Regions from separate parts of the Homo sapiens genome. Here region 1 is linked to region 2. Evidence: read pairs that join two places in POLR2A ChIA-PET (ENCODE). Cell type or tissue: PC-9. All regions are shown on one strand. Links, peaks and the distances in the headings refer to the core of each region. The heading gives the core; the rest is flanking DNA.

The links. Peaks named below come from ENCODE experiments on the same cell type or tissue, not always from the same donor. Only the 100,000 strongest peaks of a DNase experiment are listed, where the experiment ranks them.
Region 1: POLR2A ChIA-PET joins it to region 2 with 5 read pairs; 2 of 35 experiments call an interaction of 5 or more read pairs at or near these places.

Annotation. Positions count from the first base shown.
Region 1 is chr1:154,633,885-154,645,681 of GRCh38, forward strand. No RefSeq gene overlaps it. Among named protein-coding and RNA genes, the nearest start is that of ADAR, 32 kb to the left of the region's middle. In PC-9, for the core only: no CTCF peak of the experiment used is centred there; no DNase peak of the experiment used is centred there; H3K27me3 peaks cover 1,798 bases.
Region 2 is chr1:154,708,955-154,717,930 of GRCh38, forward strand. It overlaps KCNN3 (potassium calcium-activated channel subfamily N member 3), which reads right to left. Exons shown (of 8, transcript NM_002249.6): 6 at 5,922-6,049; 7 at 4,510-4,579. Among named protein-coding and RNA genes, the nearest start is that of ADAR, 110 kb to the left of the region's middle. In PC-9, for the core only: no CTCF peak of the experiment used is centred there; a DNase peak (open chromatin) is centred at 5,967.

The DNA.
Region 1 (11,797 bases), core at 2,569-7,568, 76 kb before region 2:
ATAGACAAACCAGCTTTCTTTTAGTGAGTGTTTACTTGTAATATTTGCAATCCTTTTACTTTCAACCTTTCTAAGTTCTTTTGCTTTAGATGTATTAATGTATACAGCTGTATTAAAAAGTCCTAACTGATCACGCCTGTAATCCCAGCACTTTGGGAGGCCGAGGTGGGCGGATCACAGGGTCAGGAGATTGAGACCATCCTAGCTAACACGGTGAAACCCCGTCTCTACTAAAAATACAAAAAATTAGCCGGGCGTGGTGGCGGGCGCCTGTAGTCCCAGCTGCTGGGGAGGCTGAGGCAGGACAATGGCGCGAACCTGGGAGGCGGAGCTTGCAGTGAGCCGAGATTGCGGCGCCACTGCACTCCAGCCTGGGTGACAGGGCAAAACTCCATCTCAAAAAAAAAAGTCCTAACTGATCATCTGTCTTGTTACTATTAATTTTGTTCCATGTATATTTATTATGATTTTTTTTTTTTTGAGACGGAGTTTCGCTCTTGTTGCCCACGCTGGTCTCGGCTCACAACAACCTCCACTTCCCAAATTCAAGTGATTCTCCTGCCTCAGCCTCCCAAGTAGCTGGGATTACAGGCATGCAGCACCACACCCGGTTAATTTTTGTATTTTTAGTAGAGATGGGGTTTCTCCATGTTGCTCAGGCTAGTCTCAAACTCCCGACCTCAGGTGATCAGCCCACCTCAGCCTCCCAAAGTGCTGGGATTACAGGCTTGAGCCACCATCCCTGGCCTATTATGATTCTTTATATATTTAGACTTTGATTCTTCCTTTTTTATTTCTATTTGTTCTACATTTTCTAGGTCTCTGGGCTTTTTTTTTTTTTTTTTTTTGGCTTTTTTTTTTTCGGGCTTTTTTATTTTTTATTTTTGATTAACTGAGTTCTTTTTGCACCTTTCCCCCTCTTCCATGTTTTCACTAAAGATTTGGAATTATACTTTATTTTTTTAGAGGTTACTTCAGAAATGTGTCATGTATTTTAATCTAACAAGGCATAAAGTTTAAATATGTTTACCATTCTCTTCTAGATAGCATAAAACATTTAGAATATTTTAATTATTTTCTTACCTTTTCTGACTTATATGGCACTGTTGTCTAATTTTTTGGTTCTTTCTTTTCTTTCTAACTCCACAAATTAGTAATTGTCATTTTATTTTACATAGGCAATGTTAGGATTTATATACAGGGAAATAAACAAAGCTAATATGAGGATGTGTTTGCAAAGTAGCTGCCACTAAATGCATCTGGGCAGCTCAATCTATGGGGCTATCCTCCAAGAAGTTGTATTAAGTGTGTCTCGGGAAACTATGCTTGAGGGAATAGTTTAAAGATATCTTCAATCCCTCAACAAACTGCTTTGGGAAAAGAAGGGAGGAATTTCTCTACTGGCTTTTGTTTTTCCTGTTATGAGGGTTAACTCTCCTGCTCTTCTGTCTCATACATATGTGTCCCCTGGTGTTTGATGACTCAGCATCAACAGAAGGGTGGAAATAAGCATGTGGTATTGGTATGGAATAAGGTCTCATCATCATGTGCCTGCATGAAGGTGAATGCAATCCATGCAAAGTTAGTCCTGTGAACTCCAAATATCAGAGACAGGTCTCAGTCAATTTAGGAAGTTTATTTTGCCAAAGTTAAGGATGTGTGTCCGTGACACAGCCTGAGGAGGTCCTGACAACATGTGCCCAAGGTGGGTGGGGTACAGCTTGGTTTTATATTACATTCTATATTAAATTTTATATATGCATTCTAGGGAGACATGAGACATCAATCAACATATGTAGGATGTACTTTGGTTTGGTCCAGAAAGGTGGGACAATTTGAAGCAGGCTTCCAGGTCATAGGTAGATAAGAGACAAATGCTTTTGAGTTTCTGATTAGCCTTTCCAAAGGAAGCAATCAGATATACATTTATCTCAGTGAGCAGAGGGATGACTAAATTCTGTCTGTCCTTTGTCCCCAAGGAATTTCCTCTTGGGCAAATTGTGAGGGAGGTGTGTAGGTTTTTTATCTTGGTAGTTATCATTTTTTAGGAATAGAATGGGAGGCAGGTTTGCCCTCAGAAGTTCCCAGCTTGACTTTCCTCTTTGGCTTAGTGATTTGGGATCCCGAGATTTATTTTCCCAACAGCAGTGACTGGAGCTGGATTCAAATGTCCTGGAGACAGGTGAGGCCAAGAGAATCTGACGTGGGGCATATGATGAGAAATAAAGAAAGAGAATGTTCTCAAAAGAAGGAGCAGCATTTTAGAGATACAGATATGGAGAAAGCACTATTACTTTAGTGATATGCAAGAATAGTAATTCATTTCTGATGAAGGAGTCCTATTATATGAACTCTTATAATGTATTTTCACTTCTGTGAGCCTTTTTTTGCAATCTCCAAAATTTAAGGTTAGAAACACATGAATTTGAATTCCTAACATTGGGAATAATTAGAAATAGAGGCCTAACAGGCTACTGGGAAAGCGTAAAAGAGGTTTGTACCTGTAGATGTTTTGTTTTTTTTTTTGCTTGATAGTTTGGGAGAGATAAAGAAAGCCAAGGGAAAGAAAAGGCTTTAGAATGGTCCATCTCAGCATCGCTGCCAGGAGCAGTGCTGAATTATGTGTCACAATGTCTTGTTTTGTTCCGATGGGTTCTCAAAGTTATTACTGGCAGAATTTTACATTTGAGAAGTTTTGAGAAATACCCTGGGTACTGTTAATGGCTTCCTTTTTCAAGTTCACTGAGCTAGGCAGAATAAATAGAAATCACCCAAAGACATTGCAAACCAGACCAAGCCTCCCATCAAGAACAGTTAGGAAAGCTGTTCAAAAATATTTTTAAAATATCTGTTTGGAAGCATTGGAGAACTACCGAGATAGAAAAGAACTTAGGGGTCAAGATTCTGGAGAAGGGGGAATTCCACAGAGGTGAGACAAACATCTGGCACCACTGAGGTGTTCCTAGTTTCAAAGTCAAACCTGAGAAAATGAGAAGCTGAGCAGAGTGTTTGGAAGTCTCTCTGGGCAGAGGAAACAATAACAGTGGTTCAGGGCTCATCAATAAGAAGGAGTTCTAGTAAACATCCCAGACTTTCTTTCTTTTTTTTTTTTTTTTTTTTTTTGAGATGGAGTCTTGCTCTGTCGCCCAGGCTGGAGTGCAGTGGTGTGATCTCAGCTCACTGCAACCTCCGTCTCTCGGGTTCAAGTGATTCTCCTACTTCAGCCTCCTGAGTAGCTGGTAAACATCCCAGACTCTCAATTGGGATTCCTAAAGGGCTATATCCTAGGAGTAAGGATGATCCAAAATTGACTAACTCTCAAAGACTGAAATTTGGTTTGAAGCAACTAATTTTAGATTTATTCTGGTGCCATGCCCCTACCTTAACCGTTCTTATAAATAAGAATAAGTCCTCTCTGGCTGAAGATAATATTGTCCAGTGCCTCAAATTATTGCTATAATTTTTCATACACAATGTCCAGCATGTAATGAAAAATAGGCACACACAAAAAGACAAGACTACCAAAAATTCAGTTACAAGACAGACAATAGAGACCTATGGAAGATCCAGATAATGAAAAATAGGCATGCAAAAAAAGACAAGACTGCCAAAAATTCAGTTACAAGACAGACAATAGAAAGAGACCTGTGGAAGATCCAGATATTGGAGAAATCATACACATAATTTAAGATAACTGTGATTAATGTGTTCCAGAAATTAAATTACAAGATGCAGAATTTCAGGAGAGAACTACAGACTATAAAAAAAAGAATCAATGGAAACTCTGGAACTGAAAAATTCAATAAATGAAATTAATAATTCAATAATGGGTTTAACAGTTGATTAGAAGCAGTTGAAGAGAGAATAAAAGAAATAAAAGATTAGTCAGAAGAAAATATCTAGGCTGAAATATGGTGAGACAATGAATATAAAGTACATATAAGAGCATAAGAGATGTTTGAGGCTGGTTCATAAGAGAGGTTTGTGGCACATGCCTGTAAATCCCAGCACTTTGGGAGGCTGAGTCAGGTGGATCACTTGAATCCAGGAGTTTGAGACCAGCCTGGGCAACATAACAAAACCCCATTTCTATAAAAAATACAAAAATCAGCCAGGCGTGGTGACACATACCTGTAGTCCCAGCTACTTGGGAGGCTGAGGTGGGAGGATCACTTGAGCCTGGGGGTGAAGTTTGCAGTGAGCTAAGATCATGCCACTGTACTCCAGCCTGAGCGACAGAGTGAGACCCTATCAAAAAAAAAAAAAAAAAAAGGCTAGTATCTTCTACCTAGCTAGAAAAAAAAGGTGTGTGAAACAAGGTGAAAACATCTAACATGTGTAACTGGAGTTTCAGAATGAGAAGAGAGAGAATGAAGCAGAGGCTGAAGAAATATTCAGAGAGATAACAACTAAGAATTTCCCCATACTGTCAAGAGATGTTGATCCATAGATTCAAGAAGTGCTAGTTCAACCTCGACAGGGATAAATACAAAGGAATCTACTCCTAGGCAGATTACAGTAAAGCTGTTGAAAACAAAAGCAACAATTAGACTGAGTTAAATTTTCTTTTTTTTGAGGAGTCTTGCTCTGTCGCCCAGGCTGGAGTACAGTGGCGCGATCTTGGCTCACTGCAACCTCCACCTCCCTGGTTCAAGCAATTCCCTTGCCTCAGCCTCCCGAGTAGCTGGGATTACAGGCATGTGCCACCACACCTGGCTAATTTTTTTGTATTTTTAGTAGAGACGGGGTTTCACCATGTTGGCCAGACTGGTCTCGAACTTGTGACCTCAGGCAATCCACCCGCCTCGGCCTCCCAAAGTGCTGGGATTACAGGCATGAGCCACCGCGCCTGGCCTGACTGAGTTAAATTTTCAGTAAAAACTATGAAAGCTAAAAGACAGTGAATTTTAACTTAAAAGCACTTAAAGACAATAACTAACATCCAAGAATTCTACACCCAGTGACACTATCCTTCAGGAATGAAACAAAAATACAGTTTCAGAGAAAAAAAACCTGAGAGAATTTATCCCTAGAAGAATCACAGTAAAGAAAATACTGAAGAGAGTTATGGAGAAGGAAATGATTTCAGATGGAAACATAATAATTCAGGAAGAAATAAAGAGCAATGGAAAGGGTAAAACTCCAACAATATTTTGTGGATTAAAATTTATAGAAAATTTAAATATATATGACAATAATTTTACCAAAAAAAGGAGTGGGGTCAATAGACATAAAGTTCTAAGGTCTTTGCATTGTCCAAATGTGGTAAAAGTACTAATTTTTATTATACTTTAAAAAGTTAAGGATGCAGGCTGTAATCTAGAGTAACCATTGAAAGAACAGTAAGAGAAGATAAACTAATAAGCTAATAGATAAAGAAAACAGGATTTGAAAAATTCAAAAGAAGGCAAGAAGGAGAGAAAAAGAAATACAGAATACAGAAACAATAAGATAGATTTTAAGCCCAAATATGTCAGTAATTACATTAAACATAGATGGACTAAAAAGTCCAATTAAAGAGGAAGATTGTCACACTGGATTTAAAAAACACACACACAACTATATGTTGATTATAATAAACACACCTTAAATATAAGGACACAGAAAGTTTGAAAGCAAAAGAATGAAAAAAATATAGATACAACACAAATTCAAAACAAAAGAAAGCAGATGTAGCATAAAGACTTTAATGTATAAAGCAAGATAAGAAGTGAATAACCAGCCTGGCCAACATGGTAAAACCCCATCTCTAAGAATAAATACAAAAATTAACTGGGTGTGGTGGCACATGCCTGTAGTCTCAGCTACTAGGGAGGCTGAGGTGGGAGGATCACTTGAGCCCAGGAGGTGGAAGTTCCAATGAGCTGAGATCACACGGTTGCACTCCAGCCTAGGCAACAGACTGAGAGCCTGTCTCAAAACAATAAAATAAAATAAAATGGAATAAACAGAAATGTTTCATAATAATAATGGGGTCAGCTCACCAAGAAAATACAACAATATAAAATTTGTATGTACTTAATAACAAGACATCAGAATATAGAAAGCAAAAAAAATAAAAAAGTCATAACTAAAATAAGAAATAGAGAAATCCTTAATCAGAGTAGTAGAGTAGATTTCAATATACCTCTCTTGTTAACTAGAAAACTATCAGACAAAAAAATCAGTAGAGATATAAATGATTTGAATGATGCAATAAATATTACTGAAATGTTACATATAGAACATTGCAACAATTGTTGTTGAATATACATTCTTTTCAAGTACACATGGAACATTTACCAAAATTGACTATATGTTGGATCATAAAGCAACTCAATAAATTTAAAATGATTAAAATCAAACAGAGCATGTTCTCTGGCCACACTTAAATTAATTTAGAAATCAATAATAAAAAAGGTAACTAGAATATCCCTGAATGTTTGGAAATTAGCAACATACTTCTAAATACCTAATGGATTAAATAAATCACAATATACAGGAAAAGATATTTTGGACTAAATAATGTTAAGAATAGCTAAGCTTGCAAGATGCAACAAAAACTGCCATTAGAGGAAAATTTATAGCCTTAAAATTGAAAATGTGTCAATTGAACCATAGAATATATATAGAAATAATGACATAGTTCAAAAAAGAAAGCCTGAAAATAGTGATGTAAGTATCCATCTCAAGAAGTTAGAAACACACACACACACACACACACTCACACACACAGAGTAAATTAAACACAGAAAGTAGAAAGAAAGGAAATGATAAAGATAGGAGTAGACGTACTGTGAGTTAAATAAAAAATGAAAATAAAAAATAAAGATAAGAGTAGAAACAAATAAAATAGAAAACAGGTTTATAACAGAGACTCAATAAAGGCACAAATTGGTTTTTGGAAACGACTGATAGAAAAACTGATAAAACTGATCTAGAATAAAAGAGAGGAGGCACAAATAAAGTCAGAACCAGAAAGGGGACATAGCTATAGATCCTGTTTAAGAGTAGTAAGAATTATAGATATTTGGGTTTTATTCCCAGAGTTACATATTGAATTGGCGTGGGATACAGCCTGGGCATAGAGGTTTTCAAAAGGACCTTGGAAATCTAATGTGCAGCTGATTTTGAGAACATCGGCTGTAGGGTGATCTGGTTGGGCCATTGTTGGAGAACGCCTGATGTTGGTATATTTGGTTTTTTTCTTTTCTCTTAAGCTGTTCAAATTCCCCTGTGAAAAACCTTCCATTTTCCTGCCTAAAGGATATAACCCTGGTTGATAACTCTCTGATAACTGAGCAGAGGAGGAGGATTGAGGGGTCTTAACATTTAACAAATAAGCATTCCCTTTATCCTGTTTTCAGAACAATAACCTTAATCTCAACTGTATCTGATCCCAAACTAGAGGCCCTAAGTCTTACTTTCTTCATAGACTAGGCCTAAGTCTTTCTCTGGAGCAGGAGAGGAGCCAACACAAGGCCTCACAGTATGGAGAAAGGGGATGGATACTCATGCTGTTTCTTTTTTGTTTAAAAAAAATCATGTTCGATTCAAGGGGTGGGTACATGTCAGGTTTGTTACATTGTCATATTGCACAATGCAAGGTTTGTGCTTCTATTGATCTGTCTATTGATAGCGAACATAGTATCCAATAGGAAGTTTTTCAGCCCTTGCCCCTCCTGCCTACCTCCCCACTTTTGGAGTTCCCAATGTCTATTGTTCCCATCTTTAAATCCATGTGTACCCAATGTTTAGCTTTCACTTATAAGTGAGAACATTCAATATTTGATTTTCTGTTTTTGTGTTAATTCACTTAGGATAATAGCTTACCGTTGCATTCATGTTGCTGCAAGGACATGATTTTGTTCTTTTTTATTGCTGCATAGTATTCCATGGTGTATATATACCACATTTTTGTTATCTAGTTCCCTGTTGATGGGCACCTAGGTTGATTCCATGACTTTGCTATTGTTTGCAATTATTATTATAGCACACCCTTCAGTTTAGTTAGGCCTCCTCCCCCTCCTCACCCTCTTCCTCCTCCTTTTTGTTCTTCATAGACTATTTTTTAGAGAAGTTTTTGATTCACAGCAAAACTGAGCAAAAGGCACAGAGATTTCCTGTGGGAAACCCCATTCCCCCATACATGCATAGCCTACCCCCTATTAACATCCCCCACCAGAGTAACACATTGGCTATAATTAATGAACCTACACTGACACATCATTATCACCCAAAGTCCATAGTTTACATCAGGGGTCACTTTGATGTTGTACATTCTGTGGGTTTGGACAGATGTATAATGACATAATTACCATTACGTTATCAAACAAGGTCATTTCACTGCCCTAAAAATCCTTTGTGCTCCATGGATTTATCTCTCCCTCACTAATAACCTCCAGCAACCACTGACCTTTTTACCATCTCCATAGTTTTGCCTTTTCCAGAATGTTATAGATTTGGAATTATACAGAATGTAGACTTTTCAGATTGGCTTCTTTCACTTAGTAATATGCATTTAAGTTGCCTTCATGTCTTTTCATGGCTTTATAACTTCTTTCTTTTTAGTGTTGAATAATATTCCCTTGTCTGTATGTATCACAGCTTATTTATCCATTTATTTATCTACTGATAGACATGTCCACTTATTTATCTACTGAAAGATATATTAGTTGCTTCCAAATATTGGCAATTATGAATAAAGCTGCTATAAACATCTGTGTGCAGGAGTCTTAGTCTGTTTTCTGCTGCTCCAATAGACTACTACAGACTGGGTAACTTACAAACAATATAAGTTTATTTGGCTCATGGTCCTGGAGGCTGGAAGGTTCCAGAACATGGCATCAGCATCTGATGAGGGTTTTAGGGCTGCATCATCTCATGGTGGAAGATGAAAGGGCAGGAAGGCACACACAACAGTGAGAGAGAAAGGTGGCCAAACTCATTCTTTTTATTTTATTTTTTATTTTCATTTTTTTAGAGATAGGGTTTTGCTCTGTCACCCAGGCTGGAGTGTAGTGGCATAATCATAGCTCACTATAACCTTAACACCTGGGCTTAGGTGATCTTCCTGCCTCAGCTTCCTGAGTACTCAGCTGGGACTAAAGGCACATGCCACCACTTTTGCCAATTTTTTTTTCTTTAATTTTTTGTAGAGACAGGGTTATATTGCCCAGGCTGGTCTTGAGCTCCTGGCCTCAAGCAATTCCTCACTTCTTGGCCTCCCAAAGTGCTGAGTTTACAGCCATGAGCCACTGCATCTGGCCAAAATCATTCTTTTATCAGGAACCCACTCCCATGATAACTAACCCATTCCTTAGATAATGGTGTCCATAAGAATCACCTCTTAAAGGTCTCACCTCTCAACACTGCTGCATTGGGGAGGAAATTTCCATCACATGAACTTTGGGACATATTTATACCATAGGAACAGATTTTTGTGTGAACGTAAGATTTCAGTTCATTTGGGTAAACACCAAAGAGTGTGAGTGCTGGATTGTGTGTTGAAAATGTTTGGTTTTGCAAGAAACCACTACACTGTTTCCAAAGTGACTATACTATTTTGCATTCCTGCCTGCAATGGATGCAAGTTCCTGTTGCTCCACATCCTTGTCAGTATTTGGTATTGTCAGCGTTCTTGATTTTGGCCGTTCTAATAGAGGTATAGTGGTATCTTGTTTTAATTTGCATTTCCCTGATGATACGATGAGCAGCATCTTTTCATATGCTTATTTGCCATTTGTATATCTTCTTTGGTGAGGTGTCTGTTGAGATCGTTGGCCCCTTTTATATTTCTTTATTTTTAATTGACATATAATAATTGTACATATTGGCTGGGCACAGTGGCTCACGCCTGTAATCCCAGCACTTTGGGAGGCCGAGACGGGCGGGTCACGAGGTCAGGAGCTTGAGACCATCCTGGCTAACATGGTGAAACCCCATCTCTACTAAAAATACAAAAAAATTAGCCAGGTGTGGTGGTGGGTACCTGTAGTCCCAGCTACTCCGGAGGCTGAGGCAGGAGAATGGTGTGAACCTGGGAGGTGGAGCTTTGAGCCGAGATCACACAACTGCACTCCAGCCTGGGCAACAGAATGAGACTCTGTCTCAAAAAAAAAAAAAAAAAATAATAAAAATTGTACATATTAATGAGGTACATGTGATATTTCAATACATGTTTACAATGTGTAATGATCAAATAAGGGTCCAGTTTTTAGCTGGGTTGTTTACTTTTTTATTACTTAATTTTAATAGTTCTTTGTATATTTTGGATAACAGTCCTTCATCAGATATGTCTTTTGTAAATATTTTCTCCTAGTGTGGTTTCTGTCTTTATTCTCTTGACAGTGTCTTTCACAGAGCAGAAGTTTTTAATTTCAACAAAAGTCCAGCTTATTAATTCTTTCTTTCAAGGATTGTGCCTTTGATGTTGTATTTTTTTTTTTTTTGAGACAGATTCTCGCTCTGTCACCCAGACTAGAGTGCAGTGGCACGATCTCGGCTCACTGCAACCTCTGCCTCCCGGGTTCAAGTGATTCTTCTGCCTCAGCCTCCCGAGTAGCTGGGACTACAGACACACGCCACCACACCCAGCTAATTTTTGTATTTTTAGTAGAGATGGAGTTTCACCATATTGGCCAGGCTGGTCTCAAACTCCTGACCTCGTGATCCACCCACCTTGGCCTCCCAAAGTGCTGGGATTACAAGCGTAATTACAGGCCTGGCCTGATGTATCTTAAAAGCCATTGCCAAACCCTAGGTCATCTAGATGTTCTCCTATGTTATCATCTAGGAGTATTACAGTTTTAAAAGTTTTTATAGCTCTGCCTTTTGTATTTAGGTTTACGGTCCATTTTGAGTTAATTTTTGTTAAGTCTGTGTCTAGATTTTGTGTGTGTGTATGGATGTCCACATATTCCAGTATCATTTGTTGAAAAGGCTATCTTTTCCCCATTACATTGCCTTTGCTTCTTTGTCAAAGATCAATTGACTATATTTACATGGGTCTATTTCTGGGTTTTCTATTCTGTTCCACTGCTGTATTTGCTTTTTTTTTTTTTTTTTTTTTTGCTGATATCACACTTCTTAATTAAAATATTATGGGCGCGGTGGCTCACTCCTATAATCCCAGCACTTTAGGAGGCCAAGGCGGGCAGATCACCTGAGGTCAGGAGTTTGAGACCAGCCTGGCCAACATGGTGAAACCTCATCTGTACTAAAAACACAAAAATTAGCTGGGCCTGGTGGTGTGCACCTGTAATCCCACCTACTTGGGAGGCTGAGGCAGGAGAATTGCTTGAATTGGGGAGGCGGAGGTTGCGATGAGCTGAGATGACGCCACTGCACTCCAGCCTGGGGGACATAGCAAGACTCCATCTCAAAAAAAAAAAAAAAGTATTATGGGAGGAAGTCTTGAAGTCTGGTAATATCAGTTACACAACTTTTTTCTTCTCTTTCAATATTGTGTTAGCTATTCTGGTTCTTTGGCCTCTCTGTAAAACTTAGGATCAGTTTGCCAATATCCACAAAATAACTTGTTGAGATTTTAATTGACATTTCATTGACTCTATAGATAAAAGTTGCTTTCATTTTTGAATGTTGGGCTTTTACTGAGCTACCTTTTTTTTTTTTTTTTTTTTTTTTTTTTTTTTTTTTGAGACGGAGTCTCGCTCTGTCGCCCAGGCCAGACTGTGGACTGCAGTGGCGCAATCTCGGCTCACTGCAAGCTCCGCTTCCCGGGTTCACGCCATTCTCCTGCCTCAGCCTCCCGAGTAGCTGGGACTACAGGCGCCCGCCACCGCGCCTGGCTAATTTT
Region 2 (8,976 bases), core at 3,977-8,976:
CCTGAAGGGCCACTCTGAAGGGCTGAGGTCTTTGTTGACTGTATCACAGTTCAAACCCTCCCACTGACCAATCCTGCTTCCCTCACTCCTTGGCAGGGGTCCTGAGGGTGCTCCCCTGAGAGCTCCCCAGTACCCCTCCTGCACTCAGCACTGACTCCCCGTGTTCCAGGGGTGCCGGCCGATTACCAGTGCTCCTTCCCCAACATCCTGTGGCCCCCTTGTTGGTCTGCAGAGTCCCAGTCTATGCAACAGATATTTTTCTCCCAGCAAATTAGCAAATGCCATCTTGGCTGTGTACATCAGACTTGGGAACAAGATTCACAAGCATCTTCAGCCTCCCACGTGTCAGGGAGTGAGGCTCCTGGGGCGGCAATGCAGAGGGCCAGGCCGGTGGTTGCTTGGTCATCCCTGAGGTACTGTGGCTCTTTGGGTTTCTGATGATCTGCCAGTGACACCCCGATCCTATTTCACGTGAAATTTCAGGTTACTCTAGGAAGATATGGACATGATTTATGCCCCAGGGACCAAAGCAGCAGCAAGTAAGGTGAGAGGAAAAAAGAAGAGTAAAAGAAGATGTGAGAAGCCAGAGAAGAATGAAGGGGAGCAGGGGCACAAAATGCAGTGAGGCCTCCCCAGCAGACTACAGGCCCCATGAGGAAATTCACTGGGGCAGCATAAGGAAAGGTCACAAGGTGGCATGGAGATGGCCCCGCTCCCATGAGCTCTGCTGTTGCCAGAGCAGGACACCGTGTCGTGGATGCCCTTGGAGGACAGGGTGACTTTAGAAGTGAAAGTACTCCCTTTATTAATCAACATGACAGAACCTCCTCGAGGCAAACATTCTTCCCGGAATGTGCAAAATCACCCATTTCATTTGACCGCAGGGGCACCCTGATGAGCTCTGGACTCAGAGTCCAGGCCCCTGGGTTGTGGCCCCCACGCTGGTGCTCACCAACTGCCTGACCGTGGGATGGTCACTTTGTTCCCTTGGATCTTGGTTTCCTCATCTATATTGATAATCAGAACTACCAATTGCAAAACCTTTATAGTTTACAAAGCATTTTCACAGATATCATCTTATTCGATCACCTGAGCCTCCGATGGTAGGAATTATTTTTATATTTCAATTGAAGTAATTGAAGCAATCGGGGAAAGACTCCAAGCCCTCCCAGCTCTGCCAGCCTATAGGACAGCAATTCAATACAGACGTAATATGTGGAGGCCACATGCCATATTCTTAATTTAGAGAGGACCAAAGGGCAGGAGTGGGAAGGCGCTGACTTGGGAGGCTACAGCACAAAGACAGAAAAGAGAGAGAACACAGCGTTATTGTCTCCCCCTGTTCCGTTGCTTGGTGACAGGATGCCAGGGGGAATATGGACCAGTGTGAAGTGTGCTAAGCTGCTGCCAGGACCTTGGGTGAGTCTCCTGGGAGGAAAAGATAAAGACTGGGCGAATGTCAGAGTTCATCTCCTCCCCAGATCTCCCCACGGGGGTTCTGCAGATTTTTCCCTTAACCCTTTCCTGCACACTCTTTCTTTCCAGGTAACTTGCTCCTGGGTTATTTACGGCTTAGTTCCCCCACCCAATTCACAGGAGTGTCTTTCCAGTTCACTGAGGGGTTCGCTTCACCCGGTCTGCTCCGTGGGCCCCATCTCTCCAAGAGGCCGTGGGTGGCACTGCAGAAATGCAGGCTTGAAAGTTTGGTTTGCCCAAAAGTGGGCGAAGGATATGAACAGACACTTCTCAAAAGAAGACATTTATGCAGCCAAAAAACACATGAAAAAATGCTCATGATCACTGGCCATCAGAGAAATGCAAATCAAAACCACAATGAGATACCATCTCATACCAGTTAGAATGGCAATCATTAAAAAGTCAGGAAACAACAGGTGCTGGAGAGGATGTGGAGAAATAGGAACACTTTTACACTGTTGGTGGGACTGTAAACTAGTTCAACCATTGTGGAAGTCAGTGTGGAGATTCCTCAGGGATCTAGAACTAGAAACACCATTTGACCCAGCCATCCCATTACTGGGTATATACCCAGAGGATTATAAATCATGCTGCTGTAAAGACACATGCACACGTATGTTTATTGTGGCACTATTCACAATAGCAAAGACTTGGAACCAACCCAAATGTCTGACAATGATAGACTGGATTAAGAAAATGTGGCACATATACACCATGGAATACTATGCAGCCATAAAAAATGATGAGTTCATGTCCTTTGTAGGGACATGGATGAAACTGGAAACCATCATTCTCAGCAAACTATCGCAAGGACAAAAAACCAAACACCGCATGTTCTCACTCATAGGTGGGAATTGAACAATGAGAACACATGGACACAGGAAGGGGAACATCACACTCCAGGGACTGTTGTGGGGTGGGGGGAGGGGGGAGGGATAGCATTAGGAGATATACCTAATGTTAAATGACGAGTTAATGGGTGCAGCACACCAACATGGCACATGTATACATATGTAACAAACCTGCACATTGTGCACATGTACCCTAAAACTTAAAGTGTAATAATAATAAAACTAAAAAAAAAAAAAAGAAAGTTTGGTTTGCCTCATGTCCCCAGGGAACATCAGTCACAGCATGTCCTGCAAGGTGAGAGGAGAAACAGGAAATACTGCTACTCATGGAAGAAACATCCTGGGGCAGTTTGTTGGGCTATTCCTGAAGCTCACAGGTGGGCCCCTAGCCCTGTTTGCTCCATATGACCCTCTTCCTGGCCAATGCTGATTGGTCCCAGGGTGGATACGTGGCCCAAATTGGCCAATCATTTCTTCTATTCTGAGAATTTAGAATTAAGACTAGTAGGGGGCCAATTAGTCTTTACCTGTGGCTAAAACTATTATATGTACTCTCTGAATTGGAGCCTGTTACAGTCTGTCGCGGGGACAGGAGGCAGAGAGGGAGAGAAAGAGAGGAAGAGAGAGGGAGAGGAAGAGAGAGACAGGGAAAGGGAGAGGAAGAGAGAGACAGGGAAAGGGAGAGGAAGAGAGAGACAGGGAGACGGAGAGGAAGAGAGACAGGGAGACGGAGAGGAAGAGAGAGACAGGGAAAGGGAGAGGAAGAGAGAGACAGGGAGAGGGAGAGAGAACTGAAGCAGTCACTTAAACAGAAGGACAGAGAAGAAATGGTGAGAGACCTCCTGGTTGTGGGGGCTTCCCAGGTCTAGTTCGAGTCAGTTCCTTCCTGCAGTCTGGCCACATGTCTCCTTTGAGGTTTTGCCTGGAATGAGACTCCCTTATATCCTTAGAATAGATTTCTCCATTTTTAAACCTAGTCCCAGCGGGTTTCTGATATTAAAACCAACACACCCAAAAACCTGAGGGAGTTCTCTCCTGCATGCCCACGTTCCACTCCCACCCCAGGCTCCTAGGAACCACCCTGCACTCCACGTGAACGCCCTCCTCCAAAGGCACGCGGGCCTGGAGGCTTCTCCCCAAATGTGCCAAGCCACTTACTCCCCGATTGAAGTCCTCACAGGTTTAGAAGGCCCTTTCTTTGGTTCAATCCCTTTATTAAACAAGGCACCTGCACGTGGCCCGACAACTAGTGATTTCTCTGATTGCACTCTTTTCAAAGGGTGCTTAATGTGCCTGAGGGAGTTTCTCTTGCTTACCCAGGGAATGTGTTCCATTATGATAATTGACATCTGCTGGAATGTTCTGCCAGCCTGGCCCTGGGCTGTACACTTAATATACAATTCCTATCAAGAGGCAATGAGGAGAGGGGGCTGAGGAGGGGGAGGCCCTTTCTTCAGTGGCACCGACTCTCAGCTCTGCCAGCAGTGTGGCCTTCGGCTCCCTCACCTGGGTGATTTGCAAGAGGAGTTTCCTTACAGTATTTATGGCAGCTCAGGGCCAGAAACAGAGTGGCAGAGTGATGGCGAGCCTTACACCCTAGGGCTCTCAAAAGAGGGCTCTCTTTTTGGGTATCTTCATGTTCCTTGTAGGCTATCTGCCTCTTGAGAAGTAAAGAAATGCACCCCCCCACACACACCACTGCCGCCAATTTGAGGCCAGCAAAACTAGTTGGTTAAGGACTGGAGGATGTACAAAAATGAACTTCCAAGTATTACAGCAAACCGGTGTGACCTGGGCAGTTACCATGGCCATCGTTACCGTCTGGTCCTTGCTAGCATGCTTCACAGCCGTGCAAACTCAAGCCCAACCTCAGGAGTCCCTCAATGTGCAGCTCATAAAATGACACGGAAAAGGTTTAGTCAGCTCATTAATTTCACGCAGAGACACACCTGAGCGATTTCACTTAAGAAACAAACACCAAGTTTCAAAAGCCCACAAGACATACCGGTAGATTGCAAATGAAACAAACTTGAGCCTAGGTATTTTTGAACCAAGCAGAAATTTTTCTTTGCTTGCCTGGTCCCGCGCTGTCCAGTGCGAACCCAGCCAGGACTCACAGGTGAGCCTGAGAAGACTCAGTGTCTGCGTGTTCTAGGGGATGTCTCCAGACACTGCCACTCACCTTGGAAAGGTCCACCAGAGTGTTGGCTTGGTCACTCAGCTTCCTCTGTTCCATCTTGACGCTCCTCAACCTGTGGGGAAGAATGGTAACAGGCAAGCCCTTCAAGTCCATGCAAAGGTTTAGCCCCACCAGCAGATCCTCCAGCCCTACCACTGCCTCTGATTTTGGAACCCAGCATGGGGACCGTGAACCTGGGGAACAACTGAGGCTTTTACTTTCCAGGGGCTTGTCACATCCCCCCAGAAAGCAAACTCTTGTCTCCACGCATGCTCACCTTCAGTCACTGGTTTCTTGCTATTCCCAGATCATTTCCCTGCCTCTATGCCTGGGCTGCACCTTCCATGTTGAGTGCCTTATTCTCAACTTTTCAGGGATTCCCCAAACCTCTCCATCAGAATGAATGTTTTCATCCTTTGCTTTTCCACTATACTTTTAAAAACTCCTCCATCACAGAAAGCATCAGCCACGGTTTGTTTTGATTTGAGTTGCAATGCATGGTGTGTGTGATGTGTGGTGTGTGCGGGGTGTGTGTGTGTGTGGTGTTTGTGTGTGGTGTGTATGGTGTGTGTGATGTGTGGTGTGTGCGGGGTGTGTGTGTGTGTGGTGTTTGTGTGTGGTGTTTGTGTGTGGTGTGTATGGTGTGTGTGATGTGGTGTGTGTGGGTTGTGTGTGTGGTGTTTGTGTGTGGTATGTATGGTGTGTGTGATGTGTGGTGTGTGGTGTGTGTGTGGTGTGTGTGTCGTATGTGGTGTGCATGGTGTGTGTGGGGTGTGTGCGGTGTGTATGGTGTGTGTGATGTGTGGTATGTGGTGTGTGTGGTGTGTGGTGTGTATGGTGTGTGTGTGGTTTGTGTGAGGTGTGTGTGTGTGGTGTTTGTGTGTGGTGTGTATGGTGTGTGTATGGTTTGTGTGAGGTGTGTGTGGGGTGTGTGTGTGTGGTGTTTGTGTGTGGTGTGTGGGATGTGTGGTGTGTGGGGGGTGTGTGTGTGGTGTTTGTGTGTGGTGTGTATGGTGTGTGTGTGGTTTGTGTGAGGTGTGTGTGGGGTGTGTGTGTGTGGTGTTTGTGTGTGGTGTGTGTGGGGTGTGTGTGTGTGGTGTGTGTGTGGTGTGTGTGTGTGGTGTGTATGGTGTGTGTGATGTGTGGTGTGTGGTGTGTGTGTGTGTGTGTGTGTGTGTGTGTGTGTGTAGAATGTGAAAGCTCTTAGAGGTTCTTACTCTAGTTTTTACCTTCCATAGCAGCCTGCCCAATTCCTGGCATGTGGCTGGTGCAGTCAGTGAGTGATCAGACCCAGTTCACCACTCCACTTGTTGAGTGGAACAGAATGGATTTCTTCTGTGCTACTGACAGAGTTGTAGGAGTCCCGCCACTCCCAGTCTGGTCATCTGATGGCTGAACCGCTCTGGCATACTCACTGGTGGATAGCTTGGAGGAACTTCCTCTGGTGTTTCCTCACTTTGGCATGGTCAATCTTCTTTAGCAGCTTTGTGTGTTTATAGATTAACCATGTTTCCCGAAGGACATTGGCTGCAGCATTCTTGATCTAAGGAAGAATAAATAAAGTAGGCTGCTATCAGGTTCATTTTCTTAGGTTCATTTTTGTGGTTGCTACTGTAGTCTACCTCATAAGGAAACGATTTTGCAATGATCTATTTTCTTAACCAAAATCACGGAACTCCTAGAAAAGATGATTAAGGCCGGGCACGGTGGCTCCCGCCTGTAATCTCAGAACTTTGGGAGGCCGAGGCGGGTGGATCACCTGAGGTCAGGAGTTCGAGACCAGCCTGGACAACATGGTGAAACCCGTCTCTACAAAAAATACAAACTTAGCCAGGTATGGTGGCACATGCCTGTAGTACCAGCTACTTTGGAGACTGAGGCAAGAGAATCGCTTGAACCTGGGAGGCAGAGGTTGCTGTGAGCTGAGATCACGCCATACTCCAGCCTTGGCAACAAGAGTGAAACTCCATCTCAAAAAAAAAAAAAAAAAGGAAAAAAAAAGGTGATTAAAATTCATCTGTTCTTAATCTTGTGTTGGACACTGCAGACCAGAGCTTGAAGTTGGAGGGTCTTTCTTTCTTTCTTTCTCTTTCTTTCTTCCTTTCTTTCTTTCTTTTTCTTTCTTTCTCTCTTTCTTTCTCCTTCCTTCCTTCCTTCTTTCTTTCTTCCTTCTTGATTATTTCAATACTATCTCTTGACTGCTGTTGCTGATGCTATATTTAGACAGGCTGCATGAGCGAGACCTTGAGTCCCGGGGTCCCCTTGGAAAATAGCTAGCGATATACCATTGCTGCCCTTACATGCAGACTTCCGAGCTTTGCCTGAGATTGCCACTTCGTGTATACGGTACATTGCTTGGGTTCAGAGAGTAAACAGATTTCCTATCAGCTGGAGATTTTAAAAGACTTCTTTGAGAAAATGTCTTTCCCACTGATTGGAACTATAGGTACCAACGAGCCCATTGTCTCCTTTCCCAAATGGCCAAAAACATTTGCACTGCAATTGTACATGTAAATGTAATTGGCACAAAAAAGAAATAATTTCAGAGCAATGTCTGAAAATCAGTGAAGATATTTAGGTGTGAAACCAGAGCTTCCTCTTCCCCAGGGCTGGCTCCTTCACTGTGCACTGCAATCACACGTTTCAACATATGACGCTGTCATCCATTGACATGGAAACCACTGATATCACCAGGCTCATGACTGAGCTGAGACATATCAATGGCATCCAGATGGCAGGGGACAAAGTTTTAATCCAAACACAGACATCTTCAGCAATTAGTAACAAGAGCAACAGAAAACATTCCTTATTAAGCACATGCTAAGCAGATTTTTGATTAACCATCCCCATTTCTGTCAGCCATGCAGACTGGCATGTGTCCACAGGCCTGGGGCCTGGAAATAAGTAGGCCAGCCTAATAGAAATCAGGTTACTAGCCAGAAAGGATTTTAATAAAATTAGAGAATATAGACCTGCTTCTTCAGACTGACATCAACAGATGGGATGTTGTTAAAATACTGAGATGTGTGGGAAGCCTAGGAAACATTGTTTTGCAGGCTGATAACTTTTGTGTGTGTATGTTTTAAAAATTTATTACTAAGGCTGGATTATATTTTTCATTGGCGCTGAAGTGATGTTTTTAAAAGAACAGCTAAGTCTTCTCAGAAATGTCTAAGGGACATAAATATTGCTTTTTAAAAATTCAGTAAAGATCTGCTGTGAAAATAGTTTTAAATGACTTAACTGCCCACCTCTAGTACTTTCTTGCCTGAAAGGAAGCAGGTTGTGGTGGAAAGTTGGAAACGGTGGATGTCCAGGAGAGGACACTGTGGTCTCTGGGCTTCTGCTCAGGGAACTAGAGTGAACAGCAGCCTCCTGGCAAAAAAGGCGGCACGGAAGGGAAGCCTTGCTCTCTGCAGAGCACACATTTAATACTACTGCCCTCCTCTTGCAGGGAGAGGAGGCAATTGGATGTGTCATTTCTTCAGTTTCCCTACGCACTTAGCCTCTTAGGAAAGCCTCAAGGAAACTGGAAAGTCTGCAGGTGAATCCCTGCTCTGTCAATTATTAAGCAGTTTAGGAGCAAATGCTTCATTATCTGTAAGATGGGAAAAATAAAGAGGGCTGCTATGAGGCAGTGATGATGGTGCTGGGGGCAACACTTAACATCTACCAGGTGCAGCCACAGGTCTGAGTACTTCATATGTCTAAGCTCCTTTAATCCTCACCACAACCCCATCAGGGAGGTGCTAACATTATCCACATTTTACAGATGAAGAAACCAAGACACAGACCAAGACTAGACAATTATTAATGGCAAACTGAGTCAGTGTGGGTGTGAATGCTACATAAAATGTAAAGTACCATACAGATATTAGTTAATATTATCTAGCTCAAACCCCTCATTGAACATACGAGGAAACCACTTCAGAGATGGGATGTGAGAGCCAGAATCACACAGCTAGCTAATGGCAAAGTCAAAACAAGAGCCACGTCCAGGAAGAGCAGAAGGTTTTCATGTGGACTGAAGGAAAGACAAACAAAATCATTTCCTGTTTTCCAGGATCAAGGAACTGGAAAGAGCACTGGATTTTTTTTTTTTTTAAATCATCATGGCCCTCACTTAGCAATGTGACAGAACACGGAGTCCAGGTCCTGCACTTAACGTCAGCCCAAATGTAAGATACTGAAGTCACAGCACGGCCCGGGTAGCTGAGAGAGGCAGTCACATCATCTTTATGAGTTTGGAGGGAGGCCTCCGTGCATTCGGGAAAGTGATGTTAACTGCCAGCCCTTGCACTGACTCTGAAATTAATTACCAGCAAACAGCCTGGCACAAAGCTAAGTAGATCAATATCTGCGAGAGAAAAAGAAATAGGCTTTTAACTGCACTGTGCTTTCCCAGGTGGACAGTAAATGCTATTGTGGCCAGGGTCTCCCTCCAGTTCACCTGGCTGATTGATCTAAGCA